2 separate regions of the Homo sapiens genome follow, and region 2 is linked to region 1. Evidence: read pairs that join two places in POLR2A ChIA-PET (ENCODE). Cell type or tissue: PC-9. All regions are shown on one strand. Links, peaks and the distances in the headings refer to the core of each region. The heading gives the core; the rest is flanking DNA. Region 1 holds the start of SLITRK6 (SLIT and NTRK like family member 6). Region 2 holds the start of LINC00351 (long intergenic non-protein coding RNA 351).

The links. ChIA-PET counts read pairs that join two places held together with the same protein. Peaks named below come from ENCODE experiments on the same cell type or tissue, not always from the same donor. Only the 100,000 strongest peaks of a DNase experiment are listed, where the experiment ranks them.
Region 2: POLR2A ChIA-PET joins it to region 1 with 10 read pairs; 2 of 35 experiments call an interaction of 5 or more read pairs at or near these places.

What each region holds. Positions count from the first base shown.
Region 1 is chr13:85,791,160-85,800,292 of GRCh38, reverse strand. It overlaps SLITRK6 (SLIT and NTRK like family member 6), which reads left to right and starts at 874. Exons shown (of 2, transcript NM_032229.3): 1 at 874-1,379; 2 at 3,761-7,503. The coding sequence starts at 3,785. The coding sequence ends at 6,310. In PC-9, for the core only: no CTCF peak of the experiment used is centred there; a DNase peak (open chromatin) is centred at 902.
Region 2 is chr13:85,359,117-85,368,249 of GRCh38, reverse strand. It overlaps LINC00351 (long intergenic non-protein coding RNA 351), which reads right to left and starts at 4,647. Exons shown (of 4, transcript NR_046989.1): 1 at 4,155-4,647. In PC-9, for the core only: no CTCF peak of the experiment used is centred there; no DNase peak of the experiment used is centred there.

The DNA of each region.
Region 1 (9,133 bases), core at 375-8,374:
ACCACAGGCTTTTTGAGAAATAAGGAATCTGACAAGAGTAATAATGGTGATGATTCAGAAACTTTTAAGAGCTGAAGAAACACGCAACTTTTAAGATATAACCTATTAAGAATAAATTCTCTCTGAGCTAGCACTATACAAATCAGGTTATTGTAATATCTACATATTTCACTTGTTTCATTTTATCTGTAAAGATATAATGTTATATTTTTGAAAGTGATAAACAGAACTTTATCAATGATAATTATTTTGTGTTTAAAGATTTTTAAATATATTTTAAAATAATTATGCTTTTCTTCTAAATAAATATATTAAAATAACTGAAAGATCTTCATTTCTAAGTTTAATTATTGAATATTAGCTCTAGGGAAAGAAATAATGAAGTAAAAACTTAGAGTCCCTAACATAAGGCTTTAAAAAAGTTAAATGGTGAATACAAAAATACAAATATTGCAGGGAAGCAGTTCGTGTTAACATTTTACAATCTAGTTAGTGCACAATTTCAACTATAAATACCAGATTTAAAAAAAAAAAGAAAAAAAAGAGGCAACTACTCTATAGGCAGCATTCTTGTGTTTCCTGCACACATGTGTGCAAACACTACAGAACAGTGTTAGTTGAGAATTTAACATAACGTATTATTTAGCTTGCTATAACACAATGTACTATTAAGCATTTAAAATGACGTGTTATTATTTCCATCAAAATTCACTTGCACTATATTTGGTATTGAAAGGAGTGGAAAGACCATTTGCAGAAAGAGGAGGAGTTGAGCAGTCCCAAGGTGGAGCTGTCTCTTGTGTTATATGACACTGGCAGATTAAAACGCTCTGATGGGGAAGGGCTTAAAGGCTGAGTCAAAAGCCAAGAAGTCTCTTTATTTACGCCTACCTCCCAGCCCTTGGCAATCTGACTAATAACAAACTGAGCTAACAAGAAATACTAGAAAAGGAGGAAGGAGAACATTGCTGTAGCTTGGATCTACAACCTAAGAAAGCAAGAGTGATCAATCTCAGCTCTGTTAAACATCTTGTTTACTTACTGCATTCAGCAGCTTGCAAATGGTTAACTATATGCAAAAAAGTCAGCATAGCTGTGAAGTATGCCGTGAATTTTAATTGAGGGAAAAAGGGACAATTGCTTCAGGATGCTCTAGTATGCACTCTGCTTGAAATATTTTCAATGAAATGCTCAGTATTCTATCTTTGACCAGAGGTTTTAACTTTATGAAGCTATGGGACTTGACAAAAAGTGATATTTGAGAAGAAAGTACGCAGTGGTTGGTGTTTTCTTTTTTTTAATAAAGGAATTGAATTACTTTGAACACCTCTTCCAGCTGTGCATTACAGATAACGTCAGGAAGAGTCTCTGCTTTACAGGTAAGATGAATGTTTCCAGGCTTTTCTTATACTTATTTTTGCATTATAGTAAAGTGATTGAATTTGTATGTTCGCTTCCTTTAAATAAACAACTTTGCATTAAAGGATACTCAATTTCATTCTTGCTTACTGGCACAACTAACACTGGAGCAGATGCCTGTATTCTCTGAGAAGCAGACATTTAGTCTAACAGCTGGCTACAGAGAAGAACAAATATAATATTCCACTATTTCTTTTGCAACATGCAGTTTGTTGTTAGAAACTAAATATGTGTGCTTTCTGAAGGAAGGATCACTTCCAAATGCGAATGTTGAATTGCAAATATAAGCAGAATATTGAATAATTCTTTGCATTTTGTATGCTACTTATTTTCTGATTTGAAAATACGTATTCTCAGAAAACATGTCAATGAGTATCTTTTGACCTCTTTACCACTGTATCAGATATTGTCAGTAGAGAACCACTTTTCACATCTGTGTGTGTTTCTGAAAAGATTAGAAACTGTTTCCTAGCACGTTTTGAAGAGCATAAAATTCATACAGGATTTACAAAATAACAAGAGTTTATCACTGAAAAATTATTTACTATTTTCTCTGATGCTATACCTGGTGAAATAAATCTTATTCTTTCTTGGTAATTTATGAATAAGTACTTTTAGTGATTGTGGAAGCTAATCCACAAGTTGAAGACTCCAACTACAAGCTGCTTGTTTATAAACTCAGCACACAAAGCTGTTTAAAATCAAATTATTTACCTACAGAAAAATAAAATCTTCTAACTTTCCCTTTACACAGAGGCAGTATGTTGTTTTGTTTCTTCAGTTGCCTTTTGCCTTTCAGGAACTTTGTACTATATGTGTTTTCAATAAAACACTATGTTTTCAGGGAATGCAAGTTTACTTTCAGGATTGTTGATTGGGTTCTGGTATGTTTTACCTGATTGTGAATTTTAATTTGATTCAGTTACTGTTCATATTTCAAACAACAAAAATGAAAACTGATTACTATTTTGAAAAGTTGAATAGTCATAAGATGTGTTTATATTTCAATTTAGTTTATATAAGTTTAAAGTATAATATTTAAAGGAAGGAAATAAAATTAGATCTCATTAGAGCTATAAATGTTTACCTTGCATAACTGTCATTTAAAGGGCAAAACCTTTTTAAGAATTGCTGTTTCAGATGCATTTGTTATGTGTTTCAGGATTAGAATACGTGATGTTATTCTGAACCATCCTTTTTTTCTTTTACTGAATTTGAAATATCATCAAAAAGTTTAATATGGTACAGTTTGTTTCAGATTTCATTGTTTGCGACTTTAAGCCTTTTAATAAAGGCTTAAAGCTGCTTAATTATGTGATGACATTCCGTGCCCTAAAGACTGTTTCAAGACCTCATTAGGAAGTCATTTGCTAGAAGTTTATATGAAGCATTGTTTATTCTTTTACAACAGCCTGAAATGTGTGTTAAAGATTAATCTTGCTTCTTTAGTTTTTATCATTTCCACCTCATCTATAACGTAATTAAGAAGCAGTAAGCAATATACTGCTTCTAGAAATTCAATATTAAATATAATGATTTAAGTGAAATTTGAATGGTCACACTTAAGTGTATGTATCTGATACTATTACGCTTATACAAACTACCCTTGATTGAATAGTTAAAAGAGTTCTTATAGTACTGTACTTTATAACATGATCAAAGACGCATTTTCCTCAAGGTTTTCAAAATAAACAATAAAATTAGTATATATATATATATATAGCCAAAACCGAAGCAGGTTAAAACACAGACACAGTTATTAGATGTTATTGTGTGACACCCAGTTCAACAATATAAAGACAATGCATGCTACATGCGTACATGCATACACACATACACATATGCACACATACATTCTTTTATCATTTTTTACATTCCCTACAGTTCTCTATGCTTACGGCTAATAACTATGTAATTGTCTTTTACTATAATCCTCCAGCCTTAAATGTATGACCATAAGGTTAAAAAATATTTTCAAATATATAACTTTGCATCACAGTGAAGTATCAGTGCTCTAAGGCAGCATCTCTCTCATCTGTTAAAATGCAGGTTATTCATCAGATGTGAGCACAAATTTTATGATATAATATTTTAAATCCCCCTTGACCTAAATTTTATATTTTGAACACAATGCAAGTTAAAAGTCAGCCAGACTTGCCTGTCTGAGTATTAGGAAAAAAAAAAAAGAAACAAATGATGTAAATGCAGCAAGGTACCCATATTTTCATGGTAATCCGTCATTTGCTTTTTGGAGAAAAACCTATTATTTTGAAAATATCAGCTTCATCTCCTCCCCAGTTCTGCCCACTAAAGTCCCTTGCTATTGCGTTTTATTTTACAGAATCGGATTTCATCACATGACAACATGAAGCTGTGGATTCATCTCTTTTATTCATCTCTCCTTGCCTGTATATCTTTACACTCCCAAACTCCAGTGCTCTCATCCAGAGGCTCTTGTGATTCTCTTTGCAATTGTGAGGAAAAAGATGGCACAATGCTAATAAATTGTGAAGCAAAAGGTATCAAGATGGTATCTGAAATAAGTGTGCCACCATCACGACCTTTCCAACTAAGCTTATTAAATAACGGCTTGACGATGCTTCACACAAATGACTTTTCTGGGCTTACCAATGCTATTTCAATACACCTTGGATTTAACAATATTGCAGATATTGAGATAGGTGCATTTAATGGCCTTGGCCTCCTGAAACAACTTCATATCAATCACAATTCTTTAGAAATTCTTAAAGAGGATACTTTCCATGGACTGGAAAACCTGGAATTCCTGCAAGCAGATAACAATTTTATCACAGTGATTGAACCAAGTGCCTTTAGCAAGCTCAACAGACTCAAAGTGTTAATTTTAAATGACAATGCTATTGAGAGTCTTCCTCCAAACATCTTCCGATTTGTTCCTTTAACCCATCTAGATCTTCGTGGAAATCAATTACAAACATTGCCTTATGTTGGTTTTCTCGAACACATTGGCCGAATATTGGATCTTCAGTTGGAGGACAACAAATGGGCCTGCAATTGTGACTTATTGCAGTTAAAAACTTGGTTGGAGAACATGCCTCCACAGTCTATAATTGGTGATGTTGTCTGCAACAGCCCTCCATTTTTTAAAGGAAGTATACTCAGTAGACTAAAGAAGGAATCTATTTGCCCTACTCCACCAGTGTATGAAGAACATGAGGATCCTTCAGGATCATTACATCTGGCAGCAACATCTTCAATAAATGATAGTCGCATGTCAACTAAGACCACGTCCATTCTAAAACTACCCACCAAAGCACCAGGTTTGATACCTTATATTACAAAGCCATCCACTCAACTTCCAGGACCTTACTGCCCTATTCCTTGTAACTGCAAAGTCCTATCCCCATCAGGACTTCTAATACATTGTCAGGAGCGCAACATTGAAAGCTTATCAGATCTGAGACCTCCTCCGCAAAATCCTAGAAAGCTCATTCTAGCGGGAAATATTATTCACAGTTTAATGAAGTCTGATCTAGTGGAATATTTCACTTTGGAAATGCTTCACTTGGGAAACAATCGTATTGAAGTTCTTGAAGAAGGATCGTTTATGAACCTAACGAGATTACAAAAACTCTATCTAAATGGTAACCACCTGACCAAATTAAGTAAAGGCATGTTCCTTGGTCTCCATAATCTTGAATACTTATATCTTGAATACAATGCCATTAAGGAAATACTGCCAGGAACCTTTAATCCAATGCCTAAACTTAAAGTCCTGTATTTAAATAACAACCTCCTCCAAGTTTTACCACCACATATTTTTTCAGGGGTTCCTCTAACTAAGGTAAATCTTAAAACAAACCAGTTTACCCATCTACCTGTAAGTAATATTTTGGATGATCTTGATTTGCTAACCCAGATTGACCTTGAGGATAACCCCTGGGACTGCTCCTGTGACCTGGTTGGACTGCAGCAATGGATACAAAAGTTAAGCAAGAACACAGTGACAGATGACATCCTCTGCACTTCCCCCGGGCATCTCGACAAAAAGGAATTGAAAGCCCTAAATAGTGAAATTCTCTGTCCAGGTTTAGTAAATAACCCATCCATGCCAACACAGACTAGTTACCTTATGGTCACCACTCCTGCAACAACAACAAATACGGCTGATACTATTTTACGATCTCTTACGGACGCTGTGCCACTGTCTGTTCTAATATTGGGACTTCTGATTATGTTCATCACTATTGTTTTCTGTGCTGCAGGGATAGTGGTTCTTGTTCTTCACCGCAGGAGAAGATACAAAAAGAAACAAGTAGATGAGCAAATGAGAGACAACAGTCCTGTGCATCTTCAGTACAGCATGTATGGCCATAAAACCACTCATCACACTACTGAAAGACCCTCTGCCTCACTCTATGAACAGCACATGGTGAGCCCCATGGTTCATGTCTATAGAAGTCCATCCTTTGGTCCAAAGCATCTGGAAGAGGAAGAAGAGAGGAATGAGAAAGAAGGAAGTGATGCAAAACATCTCCAAAGAAGTCTTTTGGAACAGGAAAATCATTCACCACTCACAGGGTCAAATATGAAATACAAAACCACGAACCAATCAACAGAATTTTTATCCTTCCAAGATGCCAGCTCATTGTACAGAAACATTTTAGAAAAAGAAAGGGAACTTCAGCAACTGGGAATCACAGAATACCTAAGGAAAAACATTGCTCAGCTCCAGCCTGATATGGAGGCACATTATCCTGGAGCCCACGAAGAGCTGAAGTTAATGGAAACATTAATGTACTCACGTCCAAGGAAGGTATTAGTGGAACAGACAAAAAATGAGTATTTTGAACTTAAAGCTAATTTACATGCTGAACCTGACTATTTAGAAGTCCTGGAGCAGCAAACATAGATGGAGAGTTTGAGGGCTTTCGCAGAAATGCTGTGATTCTGTTTTAAGTCCATACCTTGTAAATAAGTGCCTTACGTGAGTGTGTCATCAATCAGAACCTAAGCACAGCAGTAAACTATGGGGAAAAAAAAAGAAGAAGAAAAAGAAACTCAGGGATCACTGGGAGAAGCCATGGCATTATCTTCAGGCAATTTAGTCTGTCCCAAATAAAATAAATCCTTGCATGTAAATCATTCAAGGATTATAGTAATATTTCATATACTGAAAAGTGTCTCATAGGAGTCCTCTTGCACATCTAAAAAGGCTGAACATTTAAGTATCCCGAATTTTCTTGAATTGCTTTCCCTATAGATTAATTACAATTGGATTTCATCATTTAAAAACCATACTTGTATATGTAGTTATAATATGTAAGGAATACATTGTTTATAACCAGTATGTACTTCAAAAATGTGTATTGTCAAACATACCTAACTTTCTTGCAATAAATGCAAAAGAAACTGGAACTTGACAATTATAAATAGTAATAGTGAAGAAAAAATAGAAAGGTTGCAATTATATAGGCCATGGGTGGCTCAAAACTTTGAACATTTGAGCTTAAACAAATGCCACTCTCATGCATTCTAAATTAAAAAGTTAAAATGATTAATAGTTCAGGTGGAAGAAATAAGCATACTTTTTGGGTTTTCTACACATTTTGTGTAGACAATTTTAATGTCAGTGCTGCTGTGAACTAAAGTATGTCATTTATGCTCAAAGTTTAATTCTTCTTCTTGGGATATTTTAAAAATGCTACTGAGATTCTGCTGTAAATATGACTAGAGAATATATTGGGTTTGCTTTATTTCATAGGCTTAATTCTTTGTAAATCTGAATGACCATAATAGAAATACATTTCTTGTGGCAAGTAATTCACAGTTGTAAAGTAAATAGGAAAAATTATTTTATTTTTATTGATGTACATTGATAGATGCCATAAATCAGTAGCAAAAGGCACTTCTAAAGGTAAGTGGTTTAAGTTGCCTCAAGAGAGGGACAATGTAGCTTTATTTTACAAGAAGGCATAGTTAGATTTCTATGAAATATTTATTCTGTACAGTTTTATATAGTTTTGGTTCACAAAAGTAATTATTCTTGGGTGCCTTTCAAGAAAATTAAAAATACTACTCACTACAATAAAACTAAAATGAAAACTCTTTTTTAAATGTGCTTTCTTAAATGCACGACAAGCTTTACTTGTCATGCAATCAAGTAAGGATTAACACACATACACACAAACATACAGACACACACACACACACACTGCAGGAGGTTTCTATTTGTTGTTTACACACAGAAGTATCTTGTTCATGTTGTGAAAAAGACTATTTGATTTTTGGTATGCTTAACAGGGAGCCAAATTTAAAGTATGTCTAGCAGTTTTCCCTTTCAAGCAAATCATTTTCTAATGCAACGTAAAAGGAAATGTTTTATTTCTATCGTTTCTAATTATAGAATCAATCATACCTGCACACTTTCACAAGGCAAAGTGAAATTAGTCAAGGTAATCTGGGAATGTTTTCTGAACACCACACAGAGTCATGTACTGGGCTATGAAGGAACACATTTTCCATAAGGAAGTACTCCCTTCAATTTACTCCACAATATTTCAGTGATTCTTAAATGGTCTATTAAATATTTTGGCTTTTAATATCCAACTTTGCACTAATGGCAGAATATACATTATTTATTTTATTTTTAATAAGAAGCCTTCTTGTTGATAAAAACAATATGGGCTGTGCTGCATAGTATGAAGACTATAAGTAATGTAAAATCATATCATGAGCTTTTTTCTTTAAGTTATTGTAGATATTAATGAAAATCAATCAAGAGTTATGTATTAAAAGGTTTATTGAAAACCAACATTTCTTCATTAGCTTCCAAAGTTTGGAAGCATAAAGGTGGAAATTCTTTAAATAATAATTTCTAAGGGAAAATGTGTGTGCATATGAAATGCTGGATGTTTATCTACTAAAAAATATTCAGCATGGTAAATAGTAAAATCTCCAAAACATTATTTTAAAAATTACATTCTCAAGAGAAGAACAAATAAAGGCCAGAATTCATGTTATTGCCCTTCTTTTACTCAGTCCAGTATCTGCCAATATTTTCTAATTCTGATCAGGTACATAGAGGTATTAGGAAGACTTAAGATATTCCAATGCCTGGAGAACGCTTGGAAGGGATCTATGAATGCAGACAGAGACATGCCCTCAAGAACATTCTTTTCTTTGGGATGGGGGAAATATTTCTTTAATCTTTATTTGTCGTTAATTGCCTAAAGTAATAATGTTCACTCTTTAACTTATAATGAAGAGGAACAAAGTTGTTTAAGAAGCCATGTAAGTATATCCCCAAAATCAAAGTACAATCCTTATTCTGAATGTAACTTAAAACTGACATGGAAATTACAATCGTTTCCAAAAACAAGAGATTTTAACGGTTTAAATGTTTCATTCACGACTCTTTGTGGAATTTGTTTTCCTACTGGTTGTTGAGAGTTGAGAAAGGTAATGATGGTCTCTAATTCTTTGGGATCTATGAGACTTTCTCAGAACTTTGATTATTTGACCTGAATTTCCAATTTCTTCTCCTTCCCACTAAAGAATAACTTTTATTATACTCCTTGTTTGATTGTTCACTTAAGCAATCAATTTGGTCTCTTTCAGCAGCTAATTGACAGATTCAGAATTCCAATTCCTCTTTCAGTATCCTCAGCGTTATTCACCTGAACCTGGCCATTAAAAAAAAAAAAAGTAGACTTTTAATTATCTTAGCTTTGCT
Region 2 (9,133 bases), core at 805-8,804, 430 kb after region 1:
CCTCGGCCTACAGCTATTCTTGTCATTCCAACCCAAACATCAGACACGTAAGTAAAGAAATCTTGAGATATCTACAATGCTAGCCATTATCTGACTAAAACCACATAGAAAACCACAATCAAGAAGTCAACTGAGCTCAATCTACAAATTTGAAAGAAGTAATATTTTTTGCTTTAAGATACAGTTTTGTGACAGTTTGTTATGTAACAAGAGATAACTAGAACCATCAATAGCACACATGACTATTCTGGTGCTGACAGTTGAGAAGACCACAAATATTTGTGGTGCATTCATTTAGATGCAAGCACACTACAAGAGATGTTAGAATTTAATCCTTTTCAGTTGCTTATCAGCACTATGATCTGCCAAGTAATAAAGAGGACAAGAGAATATCAATGAACTGGAAATAAGAACATGCACTATATAAAAACACTATCATATACATGTAAGTAATAAAAAATATGTAAATTAACTCAGAAAAGTGTACTTGTGAAGTTCCTTAGAATCCATACAGGCCATATTTTCACATCTGATTCATAAATGTTGCATATAATATTCAGTTCTACTACTGACCTCAAGTGATAGAAAATTTGTAGTCTCTCATAGCAGGCAGCACATGCCATATTTTATATATTTGTCCAAGCCTCTCTCCCCAAATCTGACATTACTTAGATCTTTACATGAAAGCGAGTATAAAAGTAGAGTAGGTGAATCATGTGAAGACTGAAAAACTCTGGTTTGAAATTATTTGGGCTAATTTTTTTTTTCAAGTGTACCATGGAAATAGAGCCTCGTGGTCTTGCAGAAAGTAAATATACCACTTAAGGGAGAAATAAATGCAGCATGTTTACAGACACAGTAGAAAGAGAAAACAGCAAGTAAAGAAATTTATTTCCTTTTTGATGTACTGAAGAGTTCACAGATACATCAGAAATCTACTCATATTTTGTCAATATAATTTTAACGCATACACTGCCATTATACATGTTTAAAAATGTGTGTGTGTACATTCTTGTGTGTATGAATCACATATAACCAGAGCCTGCGTAAATCTTTTATAGTTAAAGAAACTAAAATTAGATGGAAATGTAAAAATTTCCACTTAAATGTGATAGACATTATAAGAACATTTACGTGTGAATAGATATATTATGCATTTTAATAAAATATGTTGGAAATCATAAAATGCTATACTTTTGTGTAGGAAATGCACACATAGAAAATACAATTTAGCCTGTTAGGCATTCTCATTTTTGTTTTTCTTGAGCTTAAATATGAGCTCTCTGGCACGCAACAGAAACAACAGAAGGAGACGGGGTAAAGATTAGGTCATTCCCAGCCATCATGTTCTGAATTCTCTTTTTGTTTCAGTGCCATTATTAGCTTTTCTTTGTAATTTCCTCTCTTATTCTAAATTGCCTCAATTTCTATTAAGTGGATTTTCCAGTCTGCATTATCAATTTGATAGACAAAAGAATTATAGACTCAGTTCATATAAATATCTGATGAAAATTCTCTCAGATAACTCTCCAATAAATTACCTTGAAAATGTTTCTGTAGAATTAAAAAGTAAACATCTGATAAATACAAATAAACATCCGATAGAACTGAATATCATATAGTACCATTTTTATATTTGTCAGTAGTGACAACAAAACAAAATCTCAACAAAATTACAATAGATTTATAGAAATGAAGTTGGCAAAATTGAAAAACTTTGATCATTGCTAAACTCTTAGATTAACTTTTCTGGAACATTATCAATAGATTATTTTAAAGAGAAAGTTTGAATTTTTACAGGTATATCACCATCGCCAGATATATAATTTTTATTTGAACACTGCATGACAGTGAAAGTATGGTTGCTCTTTATACTAAATCAAAAATATTTCACAAAATCAGTATAATATACTCTTTTTCTTCACTAAAGGGAAGTGATACTGCTTCAAGACTAACATTACGAGAGAAGAAAAATTCTAGACATCTTGTTGATTACATAAGAGTATTTAGCTACCAGATAAAAATATTGAATAAAGTTACTTAGCCAGAGGGAGGAAAAGAATGGCAAAGTTATCCAGTAGTATTCTTCCCACGGTTCAGATTTGTTGGGTATGTTGATTTTTGTTGTTTTTGTTAAAAGTGGTTTATAACAAGGCTTTAATGAAGCTGTCACGCACTCTACTCTATTTTCAATTGGAAGCATGTGGTGTCATTTAGATCTTTTTTTCCCCCTTAGATTACTTGGAAAACATTCAGCATTTGATTGCTTTTAATCAAGAAAACGAGGCACATTTGCTAAATCTTTTGATTAATCTGATTTTGATAAACATCCATGAGCAATTAAGAGTCTTAATCCTGAAGTCAAAGTTAGCAGAACTTGGGATATGAAATATTAGATATATAAAATACTACCCAGTTTATTTCATTGAAGAAAATCAGGATGATATAAAATTAAAATAAAACAATACGTTGAGAGAAAATAATACTGATTTCTCAACAAAGTTATCATCCAAATTTTTTCTGGATTGGGACAAAACTAATACTCTTTAAATTCTATATTTAATAAGCATGAGCATGAAATGCACATATATATATATATACAAAAAGATATACAAGACAGCAGAATTTTAATACAACTATGAGTCAGAGTTATGAATTAAATTGACTGTGGTATTCTAAAGAAGCATAACCTAAAACATTCAGAAGAGAAATAATGTGGGTCTTAAAAGTAGAAGTAACTACCTAACAAATTTTGCTTTCAAATTAGAGTAGTGAGAATTAATGTTTATCATAATATTACAACCACTATGGAAAACAGTGTGGAGATTCCAAAAAGAACTAAAAGTAGATCTACCATTCGATCCAGCAATCCCACTATTGGGTATCTACCCAGAAGAAAATAAGTCATAATATGAAAAGGACTTGCACACGTGTTAATAGCAGCACAATTAGCAATTGAAAAAAATATGGAATTAACCCAAATGCCCATCAATCAATGCATGGATAAGGAAAATGCTCTCTCTCTCTCTCTCTCTCTCTCTATATATATATATACACCATGGAATACTACACAGCCATAAAAAGGAGCAAAATAATGGCATTTGTAACAACCTGGATGGAATTGGAGACTATCATTCTAAGTGAAGTAACTCAGAAATGGAAAACCAAACATTGTATATACTCACTTGTAAGTGGGCCTAAGCTTTGAGGACACAAAGGCATAAGAATGACACAACGGACTTTGGAAGGGTGAAATGGGGGTGAGAGAGAAAAGACTACACATTGGGTACAGCGTACACTGCTCAAGTGATGGGTGCACCAAAATCTCAGAAATCACCACTAAAGAACATATCCATGTAACAAAACACCACCTGTTCCCCAAAAACCTATTGAATTTTTTTTTTTTTTTAAAGAAACTGAGATAACCTGGAAGACAGTCAGGGTGTGAGCCACCCCTTTGCTGATGAAGACAATAACAGATCAGCTGGTTGTGGAGCTGGCACCACCCCACTCTGCTTGGGAATTTGTTGCTGGAAGAGCAGCTTGGAGTTCACCTCTTCAAGTCTCCCAACAGTCATAAAATCTTATGTAATACTCCAGTGATAAAACTGTTTCTCTCTAAACCAGCTAGATTCTTTTTCCTCTGCAGTAAAACCTGATCTTCCCAGAAATTAGTTTTTTTTTTTTTTTTGGTTATTTCTCCACCAAACAATGTGTCATGATACTCAACGTTTCTCTAGAAAGTGGGTTGGGGAATAGAATTTTACTTCTTTATGATTTTCAAAATAGCATGATTATAGATATTTTAAGCTTTTTTAGATTTTTCAGAATTTTCAAAACAAAATGGAAAATATATTGTTTTTTGACCCCCCCCTCCACCCACCCACCCACACACACACACACACACAAAGGGTCAGGGCCCAGTTTTACTCACGTCAAGTTTGAGATACCTATTAAAAATTCAAGTGAGTAGGCAATTGGTAAATATAAAATTTTCAGCATGTAAGCGGCATGTAGATGGTGATATGCAAGTGGAGTGAGTATTCTGAGTTCCTGTCTCTAAAGGTGCTCAAATAGAAGGGAGGTGAACAATTAAAAGTGTAGGTAATATTGTTACATAGATTGCAATTCTGATTTGCGTTGGAATAAATTACCTCTGTGATTCCAGAATATGATCCCACAGGAAATGATGTTGTGTCCAGAATTTGTGGTTCTTGGTCTTGGTGACTTCAAAAATGAAGCTGCAGACCCTTGGACCCTCGCAGTGAGTGTTACAGTTCTTAAAAGATGGTGTGTTCGGAGTTTGTTCCTTCAGATGCTCAAATGTGTCCGGAGTTTATTTCTTCTGGTGAGTTCGTGGTCTCCCTGGCTTCAGGAGTGAAGCTGCAAACCTTCGCGATGAGTGTTACAGCTCTTAAAGGCGTCGCGTCTGCAGTTGCTAGTTTTTTCTGGTGGGTCGCTGGTCTCACTGGTTTTAGGACTGAACCTGCAGACCTTAGCGCTGAGCGTTACAGCTTATAAACGCAGCAGGGATCCACAGAATGAGCAACAGCGAGACTCATTCCTGAAGAGCAAAAAAAAACGCAAAAAATCAACGCTCCCACATCACGGATAGGAAATCTGAGTAGGCTGACTCTGCTGGCTGGGGTGGCCCGCTTTTATTCCCTTATCTGGTCCCACCCACATCCTACTGATTGGGCCATTTTACAGAGAGCTGATTGGTCCATTTTACAGAGAGCTGACTGGTTCGTTTTGACAGAGTGCTGATTGGTGTGTTTACAAACCTTTAGCTAGACACAGAGTGCTGATTGTTGCGTTTACACTCCTTTAGCTAGACAGAAAAGGTCTCCAAGTCCCCACCGGTCCGAGAAGCCCAGCTGGCTTCATCCTTCAGTGGCACTCGCCTAGGGACTTTGCAGCACCTAGCCTGGGCAGTCCGGCAGCCCAGAGGGAGCTGGTCCCCTAATCAAGCCCAGCAGGCGCCCGCCGGCCGGCGGCGCTGAGTGCCGGCCCGCGGGGCCGCGGAACCCTGGCCCACCCAGAACCTGCGCAGAGCCACAAGGGCCGTGCACAGCCCCGGCTCCCGCCCGCGCCTCCCACTCCACACCCCCCCCGCCAGCAGAGGGAGCCGGCTCCAGCCTCGGCCAGCCCCAGAGAGGGGGCCCCCACGGAGCAGCAGGGGGCCCCCACGGAGCAGCAGCGGGCCAAAGGGCTCCTCAAGCCGGCCAGAGCAGACGCCAAGGCCGAGGAAGCGCCCAGAGTGAGCAAGGGCTGCTAGCACGTTGTCATCTCTCAATGTCTCAGCAAACTAACACAGGAACAGAAAACCAAACACCGTATGTTGTCACTCATAAGTGGGAGTTGACGGTGAGAACACATGGACACAGGGAGGGGAACATCACACACTGGGGCCTGTTGGGGGTTGCGGGGCAAGGGGAAGGAGAGCGTTAGGACAAATACCTAATGCATGCTGTGCTTAAAACCTGAATGACGGGTTAATAGTTGCAGCAAACCACCATGGCACATGTGTACCTATGTAACAAATCTGCACATTCTGCACATGTATCCTGGAACTTAAAAAAAAAAAAACGAAATCTTCATAGATCATCTTACCACCATTACGATACAATTTTATGGAAAAACAGAACTCAAGGGAGTTAAGAGTCTTTCTAATGGGCAAACATCTTGTTAGTGGCTTTTATGAAATTCAAACTTAGGACATTTTTAGTGTGTGCCTTTTACATTGCACCATGAACCAAATTGTTTCCCTTGAGACACTTTAGGATGATTTCAGATTTTCATTAAGTAATAAAATTTAGCCCGTTTATTTTCTTAAAATAGACAACTGTAAGTTAGACTTTTGCTTAAGACGTAAGAATATTTCAACTCTGTTTTACAATGATATACTATTTATCAACCTGCATTTAGAAAGCTAAACTAATTATATTAAATAGGACAGGAATTGAGCAGACAGAAGGAGACATTTGTTTAGATAATGTCTTGGTTGTGAGAGACAATTGCATTTCAAACATGTATATTTATTCTGTTGTGAGACAGCTATAATATTTTTGGTTCCAAAATGTGTGAATTTTAATGAGACTACTAGTTTTCTTTTAATCTTGTGAGAAATGGACCAAATTATATATATGTTAAAAATTAGCTACCACTCTCTCAAAATATATTTTATAGAATATTGTAAACTCTAACAACTGTCACAAAACCAAGTGATGTTGATAGTAGATGCTCTTGGTATAATCTGATGAATATGATAATTCACCTCTATGCTCTTTGTATCAAAAACCCGTAACCCCTATCTGTAATGAGAAAAAACATATACAAATCTCAGTTGAGGGGCAGTATATGAAATAACTGGCAATTATTCCTCAAAACTGTGATTATTGAAAAGAAGGAAAGTCTGTGATACTATCACAGCCAAAAAGAGGCTAAGGAGACACGACGATTACATGTAATATGGAATCTTGGATGGGATTCTGGAACAGAAGAAGGGAATTGGGTAAAAATGAAAAGAGCTGAATGAAATATGGTTTGATTTAATAACTGTATCAATATTCTATCACTAATTGTGACAAATGTATCATACTCTTGTAAAATGTTAATAAAAGTGAAAATTGGGTGTTAGGTATACGAATTTCCTCTGTACTATCTGTTCAAATTTTTAGATAAACCTAAACTCATTCTACAAAAAAAGTTCATTTTTTAAAGATGACAAATCTATGAAAACTATATTATTACTCAAAATCTGACAAAATTTATGTTAAGTTATATTTTGCCTGTGTGTATCATATTCAAGACACTGTGGTAAGTGCAGTGTACATAAGGTGAATAAAAAGTAGGCCCTCCGAGGAAGATATACAGATACATGAAAAGAAGTTTAACATCATGAATCATTTGGAAAATGGGAATAATAACTACAGTGAGATATTACTATACAGACAATAAAATTGTTAAGATAATGGGATCTTTATCTCCTGTAGCAAGCTGCTGGAAACTACACCAGTGTTTAACAAGTGAATTAATAAATAAGTTGTGTTGTAGACTTACAATGGAGTACTACTCAGCAATAAAAATTAATATGCAGTTGTGACATGGAACAACATAGTTGAATCTCAAAATAATTATGCTGTGTTAAAAAAGCCAAATGCAAAGAGTATACACTATATAATCCTTTTTTTTTTTTTTTTTTTTTTTTTTCAGATGGAGTCTGGCTCTGTCGCCCAGGCTCGAGGGCTCCAGTACAGTGGTGCAATCTCAGCTCACTGTAATAACTGCCTTCCGGGTTCAAGCGATTCACCTGCCTCAGCCTCCCCAGTAGCTGATATCACAGGTGCGCACCACAATGCCCTGCTAATTTTTATATTTTTAGTAGAGACAGGTTTTCTCCATGTTGGCCAGGCTGGTCTTGAACTCCTGACCTCAAGTGACCCGCCCCTCTTGGCCTCCCAAGGTACTGGAATTATAGGCGTGAGCCACCATGCCAGGCCCTATAATTCCTTTTCTATACAATCTGGAATATACAAATTAATTTATGGTGACAGAGAGCCAATCAGGAGTTGCCTAGGAATTAGGTTGGCTTTTAGAAATGAGATGGAAGATTTGCAAAGAGGCACAAGAAAACTTTTGGGGTGGTGAATAAGTTTACTATTGTGATTGTGGTGATAATTTCATGGGTGGATGCATATCCATCTATGTCAAACTCATCAATTTGCACACTTGAAATATGCATAGTTATCATATGTCAAGTATACCTCCATAAGGCTGTTTTTTTTTTTAAAAAAAAAGCATTTTGGAGCCTAATATAATAGCATAAGATAAAAATAAATATTTAGAAACTGTCCTTTAAAAAGTATTATATTCTATTTTAATCTAATGGTTGCAATAATATAATTTCTTGGTATTTTGTATTTTCAATTTTTAAATTAGAATTTCCAATTTTTAAATTAGAAATCACTTCCTCAATTTTAATCTCTTCTTCCAGGCCACAGAGCTAGAATTTGGCACAGGCAGTACAAAACTCTAGATACACTGACTCCCAGTAGTGTTCATTCCACCAAACCCAGACACCCAAGTTCAGGGGTGACTGCATAGTTGTTTCCATCGATATTGGCAGACATGAACACTAGGATAACATTCCAAAGGATGTACAGAAAATATTGAACCTATGTGGAAGGAAACTTAGTACATCATTACCTGTACAGCCCTGACCTTTCATTTAAATAGCTTTATTCACAATTCTATAGCATAGTTTTAACAAAAATCCAATTTAATTATGTTTACAGCTAATAGCCACGTCTTTAAAAGATGGCAATATTATTAACCTTCTCTCCAGTGTCCCTAACTAGATGCAAATTCACAGTTATACATTCATTTGTACCTAATAAGCCTATATAAAATGTTTGGAAAATGAAAAGAAAACCGAGAAGAACTTTGTGTACTATGTTCATCTGCAAGTTCCAGTTTTCTTATCAGCCCCCTGGGTTCATCAGAATGCGATTCATTGCATATTTTCCGTAATTTAAATATTCTGAAAACAGTTTTTTTTTTGTCTTTGTGATAGATGGTTTCTTTCAAAATTGATAGTTGCCTGTAAGGAAATATAACATCAAATTCTAGTTTTATTATTCTTAGACATTTAATCAGGTTAACGTATATCCCAATAGCATTGAACATAAAGTTTTTTTTCACTAACACTCTGTAAATCATGTAGTTATTCAAGAAAATACAATAATGTTCTTAAAGAAGTTATAGCTGAGACATTCAGTACTTTATGTCTACTTGGCTTATGCAACGGAAATGCTGGTGTTGATGTTAATTAAATGTATTTTTCTCCCAGGCATAGCAGTTCCAAAATTTGATGTAAAATTTTTACCTTTTCCATAATTAATAGTTTCAGAAAAAAATATTATTCTGCAATTCACAGTCCCTATTTAGAGAAGAAAAAGCTTAAAATAAATGTATACAATTAAGTTATGTAAACATTAACATATGCATATTTTATATTTTATTATAGTGTTGTAAACACTTTATTCTGTTTAGACAATGCACACTTAAACCATAAAAGTTTTCCAATATGAACAGAATTAATGAAATGTTTACATTGATTATTTTAAAATTA